Regions from separate parts of the Mus musculus genome. Here region 2 is linked to region 1. Evidence: chromatin loops called from intact Hi-C (ENCODE). Cell type or tissue: heart. All regions are shown on one strand. Each heading gives the region's core, and the rest is flanking DNA. Links, peaks and the distances in the headings are about the cores only.

What was found. Peaks named below come from ENCODE experiments on the same cell type or tissue, not always from the same donor. Only the 100,000 strongest peaks of a DNase experiment are listed, where the experiment ranks them.
Region 2: a loop joins it to region 1, with 2.1 times the contacts of the local background. A loop is called at or near these places in 4 of 42 quality-filtered maps.

Annotation. Positions count from the first base shown.
Region 1 is chr3:21,639,247-21,644,988 of GRCm38, forward strand. No RefSeq gene overlaps it. Among named protein-coding and RNA genes, the nearest start is that of Gm31693, 61 kb to the right of the region's middle. In heart, for the core only: no CTCF peak of the experiment used is centred there; no DNase peak of the experiment used is centred there.
Region 2 is chr3:21,528,323-21,534,064 of GRCm38, forward strand. No RefSeq gene overlaps it. Among named protein-coding and RNA genes, the nearest start is that of Gm31610, 42 kb to the left of the region's middle. In heart, for the core only: no CTCF peak of the experiment used is centred there; a DNase peak (open chromatin) is centred at 2,779.

The DNA of each region.
Region 1 (5,742 bases), core at 1,737-4,236:
ATGTGTAATGATGCCACCTGTCCAGTTCCTGTCATTGCGGTCACCATTCAGGGGAAGGCAATATGTGAATCTCAGTGTCTTCATGACACTTTTATAATCTCTGGGTTGAACCTGGACAGCGGCATCCATTTTCAGCCACTAACTCTGCCTTTTCTCTAGAGAGTTTTTGCAACGAATATTGCCTGGGCTTGATTTCAGTTGTGGACAAAGAGTTATCAGGATAATGCTGGCAGCTTCATCAGGGTGTATCCAAATAATAGAAGAGTCATATGGAAAGGGAAAAGGTTTGTTCCTACAGGTTTCCAAAAAATAGGGGGAGGGGGAAGAAAAGGCTGGACAAGGAAGAAAGAAGAGACAGAAATAAAAAGTATCAGTGAGACTCCCCAGCTGCCTTTCTCACAGCCCACATGAAGGCTCTTCATCCTTTTGATCAAAGTGCAGCACGCATGCCCTTTCTGTCTGTGTGCAGATCGGCTTAAAGGGAGCTCTGCTATTTTAAGGTGGGATTGTTTGAATTTGACTTTAAAAGATTAAATATTTCAGTTTCCTTTTGCACCGTGCCCCAGAAGGGAAGCAGCAACTTAAACCTGAAGAAACAATACTCAGGAAGTGGCGCCTCACGCTCAGAAAGGTTTTCTAAAGGGAAGAGGTCTACAGCTCTCTTCACCAGGGAGAGGGAAGCAAGGGTCCTGACCTTCAAAGAACAAAAGAACAAAGTCTAAGGAAAGTCACATCACAAATGCCACAATAAAATTATTTTTCAATTCCCCAAAGCTCTGATTTATTTCGCTTAGGTAGATATTGTTTCCATCCATTCAATATTATAAATGTATCCATTCATAAATTCATTTAACTTCTCAAACTCAGAATAGTTTCCAAAGAGAAAAGACCATTTTGGATCGCTGGCTAAGGTGTTGTGTTTCGTTTTGTTCTGAAATTGGTCATTTTAATATATTTCCAAGTTTTCTGGTAAAATAGAGTGGTCTTTTCACTTAAAAACCTTTTAACCACAACTCACTGTATGTGTGAGGATAACTTAGACTCCCTTTTCATTCTAGAATATTCTATTCTCTATTCTTGTGGTGAGCTAAACACATCTCTACTTGACCAAGAAATATGTACCTGGGTCACACGAATTGTACCATTGCCTCTTAATCAACCCATTCGACCATTTCTGTGTGTCAATATCAAATTCACAAAACAAAACCTCTGATTAAATTCCTGTTGCCCTTGTGGGTCCAGAATTTGAGAAGATTTTCATATGATTTTTGATCACCTATTTAAGAAGACTGCTTCTCCCAAATATGAAACAAGAATTTGATGTTTCTATACCCATTCTTTTCTAATTTCTACTTTGTTAAATAACAGCAGTTTGGGGCTGGGAAAGTGATCAATAATTAAGACAAGTTCAGTTCTCAGCACCAGCCCTCATCTGCCTGTAGCTCCAGCTGTAAAGGAATCCACTGCCCTCCTATGCTCTCTAAAAACACTTGCATGCATGTTTACTCATGTCAAAACACATACAAATAATTAAGATAATTAGATTTATAGAGCTTAATAATTTAAAATCGTATTTGAAGTTTTTCCATTATGCTATATGATAATGAATGGCAATCAATGTACCTCTGGTGTGAAATTATGAGGTAATCAGTGTATCACTGTGCAGAATGATGATTCTTTTGCCAGGCGCAGAATGATTTACTTGTCAAGCAGTATAAAGAACATGACATCACACTTGGAGTCAATGCAATTCAGAGCAGCTATGAGAGGTGAGAGGTAATCGAGGGCTCTTCCTTGCCCCGATTCAAGGCTTTTCCTATTTCCACTTATTTTTAATTTGTTCTATTAGTTCTTTGAAAATTTTGTGCAAATGTCTAGAGTCTGGAATGGCCATCTTTTGAAGTCAAGCAAGATTTCCAGTGGTAGGACTGGATTGCATTTGGTTAAGTTGTTAGGCGAAGGGGTCCCATGGAGATGTCTAACAACCCAGACTGGAGCTAGGACAAAGAATCACTCTCTGAAAACTGACAATGGGACTCCACTGCTGAAGACACCATCTACACAGCTCACTGAACATAGAGAGGTTGAGTTGGTGCCTGCATTAAGCCTTTATTACTACTGTCTAGTGTCATTGGTATGTAAAGGGACTCTTCACATTAGGGAAAGAGAAACCTGGATACCAACCCAGTTATAAAACCCTCAATCTACAATTTGTCCTGCCAGCAAGATATATACTGGGGCAATGGTGATGCAGAATTTATTACAGTGGTCAACCGATGTCTGGTTTAACTTGAGGTCTATGCTTAGGGAGGGAGCCCATGCCTTAGACTGCCTGGATGGTCCAGAAGCTGGATGGCCCACAGACCTAACACAACTGGTTAAAAACAAACAAACAAACACAATGTAACGATTTCCAATGATGTTCTGCTATACTCATTGATCAGAGCCTTGTCCAGTCATCATCAGAAAGGCTTCCTGTGGCATGAGATAGGAGCAAGTACAGAGATCCACAGCCAGTAATTATGCAGAGTCTGAATCAGGAAATAGGAAATACTGTGGAAGAAGGGCAGGAGGGGGGAGATTCTAGGAGTCGGAAGGGATGGAGGACACAAAGAGAACATGACCCACTGCTTTGATTAAGCAGGGCTCATATGATCTCCCAGAGACTGAAACATCAAGCACAGGGCCCACCTGCGTCTGTGCCACATCCACTGTGTATATGTTATGGTTTCGAGCTTTTTCCTTTTTTTTTTAATTTTTGTGGAAATCCTAATAGTAAGAACATGGGTGTCTCACTCTATTGCCTGCTTTTGGGACTCTTTTCCTCCTATTGGAACCTTATCCAGCCTCCATATTAGGGCTTTTGCCTTGTCTTATTGTATTTTGTTTTGTCATGTTTGGTTGTTGTTTTTTTGGAGGCCCGCTCTTTTCTGAAAGGAAATAGAAGGTGAATGGAAGGTAGGTTGAGGGAGGCTGTAACTGGGGTTGAGATGTATTGTAGGAGAAAAGAATCTGTTTTCCATACAAAAAAAGAAAGGAAGGGAAGAGAGAGAGACAGGAGAGAGAGGAAGAGAGAGAGATTAGCTCCTTTAATATATGATGTTGGGAGAACTGGTTATCCATATGCAAAAGAATGAAGATGAGGCACCATGTTTGAAAATCAACACCAAATGGACTAGAGACTAAAATGTAAGCCCTGAAATCTTGATACTCCTGGAAAAACAACAATGGATAAGTGCATTATGACTTTAATCTGAAAGAGAACTTCTATTTCTTTCTCTTTTTTTTTTAGATTAAAAATCTCAGCAGCAGCAGCAACAAAATCAAAATAGGACAAATGAGATTATGTCAACCTAAAGAGATTTTTATGAAGCAAAGGAAACAATCAGCCAAGTGTGTAGACAAGCCACTCTGCAGAATAGAAAAAAAAAATATGTGCAGATGTATACTGCAAAGCTTCAGAATTGGCGTGACTAAGTCAGACACACAGGCATGCTCAGAAAGACTGAGGTTTGGTGAGCTGTGCTTGTTCCAATGCACCAACTATAAGAGCAACCTGGAAATGTAAAATTTATTTTACACATCTGTATCAAAAAATAAACATTTGCAGACTATAGATCTAAGAAGGGGATAATTAATATCCAGAATGTATAAATATCTGGAAAAAACTATAATAAGAAATAAGTGAAAATGAAAAGAAATTGTATTTTGACTATACTCACTAGCCTCTCCTAATTATTTCCATATCCACCCCATACTCAAATCCAGTTCATGCTCCTCATGTACTCTTAGTAAGTTGCCATCCACTGAAGCATGATCTACCTACGAAAGTCTAAGCTTTCAAATAAATCTGACTCTCCATCCCCCAAAATGCTATAACTCACTGATGTCTCCTCGTCTAGGGAGAAGACTTCATTCCTAACCCCCTCTCCATGGTAAGATATTGTCTGAGTTGAGCATTTGCAGGTTATGTGGATGCTCTCACAACCACTATGAGTTCATATGTTCAACTGCCCTGTTGGGTCCAGAAAAACCCATTTTGTTTTAGCCTCCACCACCTCTGGCTCCTATAATCTTTCCACCACAAGTCTTTCCACAATAGTCTCTGAACCGTGAGAGGGAGAAGTATAATATAGATGTTCCACTTAGTAGGATGGCACATTCCACAGTCTCTTATTCTCTGCACCTTGACCTATTGTGGATTTCTGTATTAATCTTCATTTGCTGCAAAATGAAGCTTCTCTGGTGAGCACCTGCTATATTTCTCCATGTTCTGTAACTCAAATACATACAGTCTTCAGCAATGAGGCCTTATTGTCAAGGTAAGTCTGAAGAACAACCAAGAACATTAGCAACAACTTATGAAATTGGGGAATCTAAGGGTTCACACTAGTCAACAGATCCCAAAGAAGTAAACCATTTCTGGCATTGGGATTTTTATTTGTTAATCTGTTCTGTTGAGAAAGGGCATTGTTGCCCTTCCATAGGGTACTCCCAATTTAGTTGTTTTTCCAATGTGGTTCTGTTTCTTCTTTCAAATCTTAAGCTTCCTTTGGAAAAATATTACTTGTTTAGTTAATAAAAGTACACGTTGAGATACCCAGGGGATGCTGGTGTGTAACTGTTCAGACTCTCACAAAAGAATATGATCTATCTCAGTACAGACATGAAGAGTCACTGATGGGTTAAATAGACATTCCTGTGTGGGAAAGGGTCAACTCGAGTATGGCCTCGGTTTTGGAACACACCTGATGTCAGTAGTTATTAAAGTTCTATGTCAACTTCACTTTAAGAAAAATAATTAACTACTTAAAAACAAAATAAACATAAAACCCCTCAGGGTTTTCTTCTATACAACTATACAATGCCCACATCTTATTTTCAATGTCCTTTCCTGGACTCACAGTTTTTAGGCTCAAGCATTTTTAGAGCTAGATTCATGCAAAGCAACCTCATACTCTCATTCACTCTGTCAAAAAGCCAATTTATTCATGTAAAACTGGAAGCATGCTTGGTCCAGGAGCTAGGCCAACTGTCAGCACATCCCTTCTGGTAGGTAGAACTACACAGGAAATCAAATTCCGGATCAGAAGGCTTCCTGAGGATTTTAGAAATAGAACAAAGGGGAAGATGTTATCAAGTCTTAGCAACCTGATCAACTTCCCTTCTCCAGTCTAAGGATAATTATGTCCACCTTCCCATTTTTAGGCACATCGTTTTGTTTAGTATGTCACAGCATGCAAAGGAAAGTAGGTTCAAAGGAAATAGAAGTCTGTCACCCATATAATATTACTTAATCTGAACCAATTAAGTGCAGCAGAAAACACTACAGGTCTCTCTTATTTCTAACATACACTCCTGTTAGGATTCTCATACTTTTTGAAGATTAGAGAATAGTTTTTTTAGCAATGATTATGCAAATTTGCTTCTGAAGTTGATTATGACATAATTTCAATGCTTCTGGCTTAATTTCAAAGACAGACATTTCCTTTGTCTCCATGCTCTGTGAGTTCATCCTGATTGGGAATTCCCAGAGATCTCACATCAGTCATGACATTCTTTCTACATAGAGGCTCATTTATATTTGACAGGCTAGTTATACTACATAACATGGCATATAAAACAAGTGATTAAATAAATGTATGTGCAATGGCATCAACAAAATTCCTTTGCTTGGGATCTTCTTTGATTATTTCATTGTGTTTGCCTTCTTAGAGTAAGACATCAAAGCACAGAAACACC
Region 2 (5,742 bases), core at 1,251-3,750, 110 kb before region 1:
CAGAAGGAAGCTAACAGAAAAAAAAAAATCAACCTTCTTTTCACTCCTCAAATAACAAAAAGAATGGAATCTTCATGTATCATACAGTGAAGTCTCCCATTAAAAATTGTGCTTCTGTAGAGCAGGAAAAAAAAAAGTTTTCCATTGCTTATTCGTGTGTGCTTCACAACTTACAATTTAATAAATAACGCTTGTCTCCGTGTCTACATATATAGTATAGGTATGTCATGTACACACATGAATTGTAGATGTGTATGCCTACACACATACACAGACTAGAAATGGACCTCAGGGTCCTGCTCTATCAGTCTCTGCCTTATTCCTTTGAGACAGTGTCTCTCACTGAACCTCGAGCAAATCTGGTCACCAGCAGCATTTTACATGCGTGTCAATCTCCAGCCCTAAGTTAACATTTGGTTCTTTAAATAGATCAAGAAGTCATGCTACATGTTGAGTACACACAGTATCTTTATAGTGCTTCATTTGACAGCCAGCTTGACCTATAAAATAGCAGGGGTGCCCTTAGCTCCAATTAGGCAGCCCTCAGGTCCACGTTCTCTTCACCCTTAACCCATGGTGGCTCTACCTTCTCCTCTCCTCATGTTCTCTTTCTTCCTCCTCTTCTCTGACTCCAAGCCTAAGCCTGGTAAACCTACCTACCTCTGCCCCTTCTGCCCAGCTACTGGCTATTATTAGCATCTTTATTTAACAAATACAATTAACTGTAGACAGAATCTATGTTCAGACTTTCTCTTCTCAGGTGCAATCAGTTTTGGGAGCCCAAATTACCATTAGAATACTACAAGCAGCATCAGGACAACCTACTGCATGCTAATGTAAACACAAGTATGTCATGGCAGCTGTCAACTTCTGGTGTCAGTTCCTACCTTCTACCTTCCTTGAAACAGGGTCTCCTTATTGTTCCTCTACACATGCCAGACTAGCTTACCCTCTACCTTCCTGGAATTTTCTTGTCTCCACTTCCCATACTCATAGGAATTATGAGATAATTGATACTTGAGTGACATTTGACTTTTATATGGGTTCTGGGCAGTCAAATTTAGATTCTCATACTTGATCCGAAACTACTTTTTCCCCCAGAATCATCTCTCCAACACTAAAAGTATCCTTTGTGTATCTCCTTTTTGCCTATGAAAGTATACATGTTCTTTCTAGTTCTTATGCTCTCTGACATGCCATGCTTCTTTGACTAATTGAAATATTTCATCCAAGTCCTTGAAATGTCTAGAAAAACAATTCGGAAACTAGCCACTACTATTTTAAAACTGAGCCATTCATTCTGCCCTGTGCCCTCAGGTATGATAGGTAGATACCAGCTTTTTAAAAACAATGGTGACTTACCTATCAGTCTACAACAAATGACTGAGCACTGATTCCCTGAATTGCTTACTCTTTAAGACACTTTGGTATTTCTTAGTTAAAACAATGCATTGAACATCTTAGGTAAATTTCCTCTCCTGCAAAATGCAAGCCAGCTAACAGACTTTTCATATCCTCAGGTGAATTCTACATAACTTTCTAGGTCTGCCCTCTCCCTGAACCTATTGATATTTGCCTTCACAAATGATGGTGATACTGAGATGTTTTCCTAAATTAATAAATCAAAATTTAAAAATACTTTAAAAACTTAATTCACTGATTATCTGTTCAAGTCACCATGCCACTGTAGCTGTGTTTCTTGTTTGACCAGTTAGTCAATCCCTCGTTGATCTATCCAGAATGAGTAGCCAGAAAGAACAAGCTTGCCTTAGTTACTAGAGCCTTTGATGTCAACAGGGAAGTCATCCTGAGAGAATGGGAATTAGACAGACTCCCTGGTAGGGAGAAAGATGAGAGCCCAGGGCTAGCGAATAAAGGTAGTAAGTTTCAAGGATAGACAGCTTCATCCTTATCTTCCTAACTTGAGACAAAAGCTGGCTTCTTAAATCAATGGTTTTGTAGAGTTTGTTTGAGTCTTCCATCAGCAGGCCCTATTGATGGACTATTTCAAAAAGTTTAAGGCCTGCTCAGAACATGTCACACAGCAGTTGTGGGATAATGAACCATCCTCGATTCCTTCAAACTGACCAACCCCAAGTTTGGGAGGAAGACCCTTCGGAAGCTTTAACCAGCAGCCCTTGAGAAGAGACTGGTGTTTTTGGCTTTCCAAGTCCTACCCCAACTCCTGTGCATTGCGGAGGGAATTTTTCTCTGTGTGTCTGGATGTGCATGTGTTCCTCATTCCAAATGAACAGAAATGCCTTTCTTCAACTGCAGGTTCTGTCTGCTGTGCTTGAGTTTTCTCTGCTGCTATCTGTTGCACTCTAGGTTTTTCCTGCCACTTAATTCCTTAACTGGCAGAGAAAATGAATCAAATCAAGACCCCTAGACTGCATCAATCTTCCACCACCTCTGGAGCCTAAATTACCACGGTCTTAAAGAAAAAGCAGTCCAGCCAACAGACTTATACAGCGTTGAATATTTGAAGGAACAAGTCAAAGAATTGAGGGAAATGACTGTTCTAATCTTAATGCTGCCTCCCCCACCCCCACCCACCATACCACCTATTTCAATTCTTTTTGGAAAGTTCTTTATCTTCTGTAGCTTGCCTCTGTCTCCCTCAGAACCACCCATCCCCACCATAATTGTACTTACTAGCGGCATAAACAAAGCCTTGGCATTTTAAGGGGAGATCCCCGGGGGCCTTCAGGAAGTTTATATTTCCCTGGAAATTCTGAAGCTCTTTAGCAGGACGCAGAAGAACAGCTGCTTCCTCCCAGGGACTTTTCATGTACTTTGATCCTGCCGGCAAAGTGCAGTCAGCTTCACCCACCCAGCCCAGGAAACGGGGAGTGCAGAGAGACTGTTCAGTTGGGAGGCTATGTTTCACCTTCTAAGGGGTTTGTAAATTAAGCTTGACCTTGGGACTCAATGGAACCTCAGTGGGACTGACTCCTGGTTCTTCTCCTCCTTCAGAAACAGCATTTATTCAGAAAGTTTTCAAAATTCACAAATTATTCCTCAACCAACCCTTTGTTCGGAAGCCAATTAAGTCAAGTATATTCTGTAAACAGAAAACCAAAACGTGTGCAGACTACATTTGAATTCAGAAAGGAGTCCCATGCTTTCCATTTACCATATACCCAGACCACCAAGATTTTCCACAAGTCCTGTTTCCCTAGCTAGGCCACCTTATCTGGTCAGTGGGAGAGGCTGCTCCTAGTCCAACAGTGACTTGATTTTCCAGGGGCTTGATGACACAGGGTAAGCCCCCCTTCTCAGAGTAGAAGGGGAGGGGGAAATTCAGAGAGGATCTATGTGAATGTTAGGGGGTACTAGGAAGAGGGGGGGCTAATATTGGGATACAAAGTGAATAAATAAATTAATTAGTTAATTAATTAATATTAGAAAAGAATTTTAAAAGAATTTCCACCTGCCAGTGTGACTTTATTCAAGAACCTCCTGTAATACCACAGTGTGACCTTCTCTTTTAAAGTGGGATGCTACAAGAGCACTTTAGTGGGTTCTTTTATTGATTAATTTGTCCCACAAGCACAAACCAAGTGCAGACAACCTTTTGGACACTGGTCACTTTTACCAAGCTAAATAATCGCATGCCTTAGAGGTCAGTGAACTATAGCCACCATCATCCATTATAAGTAAAGCCTTATTGGACACAGCCACACTCATTTGCATACACGTGTGAATATTTTGTCTGTCATCTAGTGGGAGCTTTTGTAGTTAATAGCAAAGCTCAAATGGAAATGCTGCAGGGTAGTTGTGAACTGAGAACATTCAGCCCAAAATATTTATGTAGTGTGTTTTTGTGAAATGAGTTCGCCAATCTCTGATCTAGCTCAGAGTTAGCACACCTTATCTAGCAGCCTGGGAGTCCCCCACTAACCTGGGGGAAGGCAGAGCCCTGCCCCTGGAGGTTCTGTTTTAGTCAGGAGTTGGAGGGGAGGATGAGAAGATGGAGTTTAAAAACCCTCTTCCATGTAAGCAAGTTGTACAAGTGCAGTGGACAAAGGCTGTTGCAGTCCTGAGTGTGAAGGGCATTCTCAGAGCCAGGCCCATGTGGGGCATGAGGGATGTTAGCGGGAACGTTTCAGTCGGTAGCTATCACTAGGGCTCAGAAGGTTTGGACTGAGAGACACATGTAGAGTTCATTCCAGATAATAGAGAAAACAAGGTGGAGAGTGATAGGTTATTTCTCTGCTGATAGTGAATGAGCCAATTTAAGACAGATTAGATTGTATTAAAGGCAGGTTTATTGGGAAGCAGCTCTTCAGTGGGCAAATTCACTGGCCTCAAAGACCAAGGTGAAGGAAGTCACCATGGAGAAAGGAGGGGTAAGGGGAAGAGAGAGAATGAGAGAAAAGAGTGTGCATGCAGAGAGAGAAGATGGGGAGGAGGAGGAGGAGAAGGAGGAGGAAGAAAAGAACAGGAAGAAGAGGAAAAGAGGAGGAGGAGGAGGAAAAAGAAAGGAGAGCAAAATGTCTGGATTATATAGGGAGAAGCCTCTAGAGGAAAGGTAGCTCAGCCCCTGGGCTGGAAAGTTCAGGGTTCTGGGCACAGTGTGTCAGGTAGGGACTGAGGGATGCTGGGAGAACCAGGAGGCCAGGCCTGCCTTGGCATGTACAACAGGCACCTCAGTCCCTGTACCATAAGGTCTGAAATCAGCCTTTAGTTGATTATAAATGGATGAGGGTAGTGTCATCTTCCTGCTGACATTGAGGCGCAGTTTTGAAGCGTGGACAAAAGGCTGGAATGTCCTACGTCTGTGAAGAGCTGGTTATTTCACTGCTGTCCAGGTGGTGGGACCATCTTGGGGTAGACTGTACAGCAGGTGAAACAGTCTGTGAGGGTGGCCAGAGCACCTGTGGAGAACAGTTTTGGAGCTTTCCTGGATGCAGATTCTGAGAGAACCCGGTGGCTCTTTGGGGTAGAAGATACAGTTTAGCGAGAAAAATGTTTTGTGGGGTGTACATTTGAAACTCTTAGGCCCATGGTCTTTGTAGTTGGATGGGGGGGGGGGTTTCCTAAGACCAAGGAAAGGGGAGTAGATCGTCTTCTCAAGAGCAGGCAGGTGGGAGGAGCAAACAGGCTGTTAATTGACAGTCCTTATTTTGAGGCCATTTGACTAGGGAAGGCAGATTTGAATGGATTCCCTGAAGCTTCCTATCTAAAGGACAAATCCACCATAATTTCATTTACCCACCTCAAAACACCTTCCTAGACCTTCAGACAGTTTCTTATAAGCTTTTATATCCTCAGACATGGCATAAACTTTTCCTATTTAATCATTTACCATGAAACATAGATGGTTGATCACTGAATTTAAACCCCTCAGAGACCTGGGAAGGATCTATCTAAACGTCCTATGTGTCAATTAAAATGATAGACTTACCCATTACCACCCAGACAGTCACTCCACTAGGTTCCTGTTATATCGATGGCTTTGTTAAGAACTCAGGTCCCAGAGCAGGATCCATCTTTGGCTGCCAGGCCCAAAAAAATTGAGAGGCCTTCCTGTGGAGGAGAAACTTGGGAAACTGACCTTGTTTTGACTTAAGCAACAGGAGGCATGTCTGGTGTCCCTATTTGTCCACAGTTAGGCCAGGCCTCAGTAGTAGCCAAGGCAATGGTTTTCTCCTTAGCTATCATACCACAATCCGGGTGGAGTCCTTTCTTGTGTCTGTATCTTCTTGGAGACCTGGGGGATGTCACTGCTAGGATTTG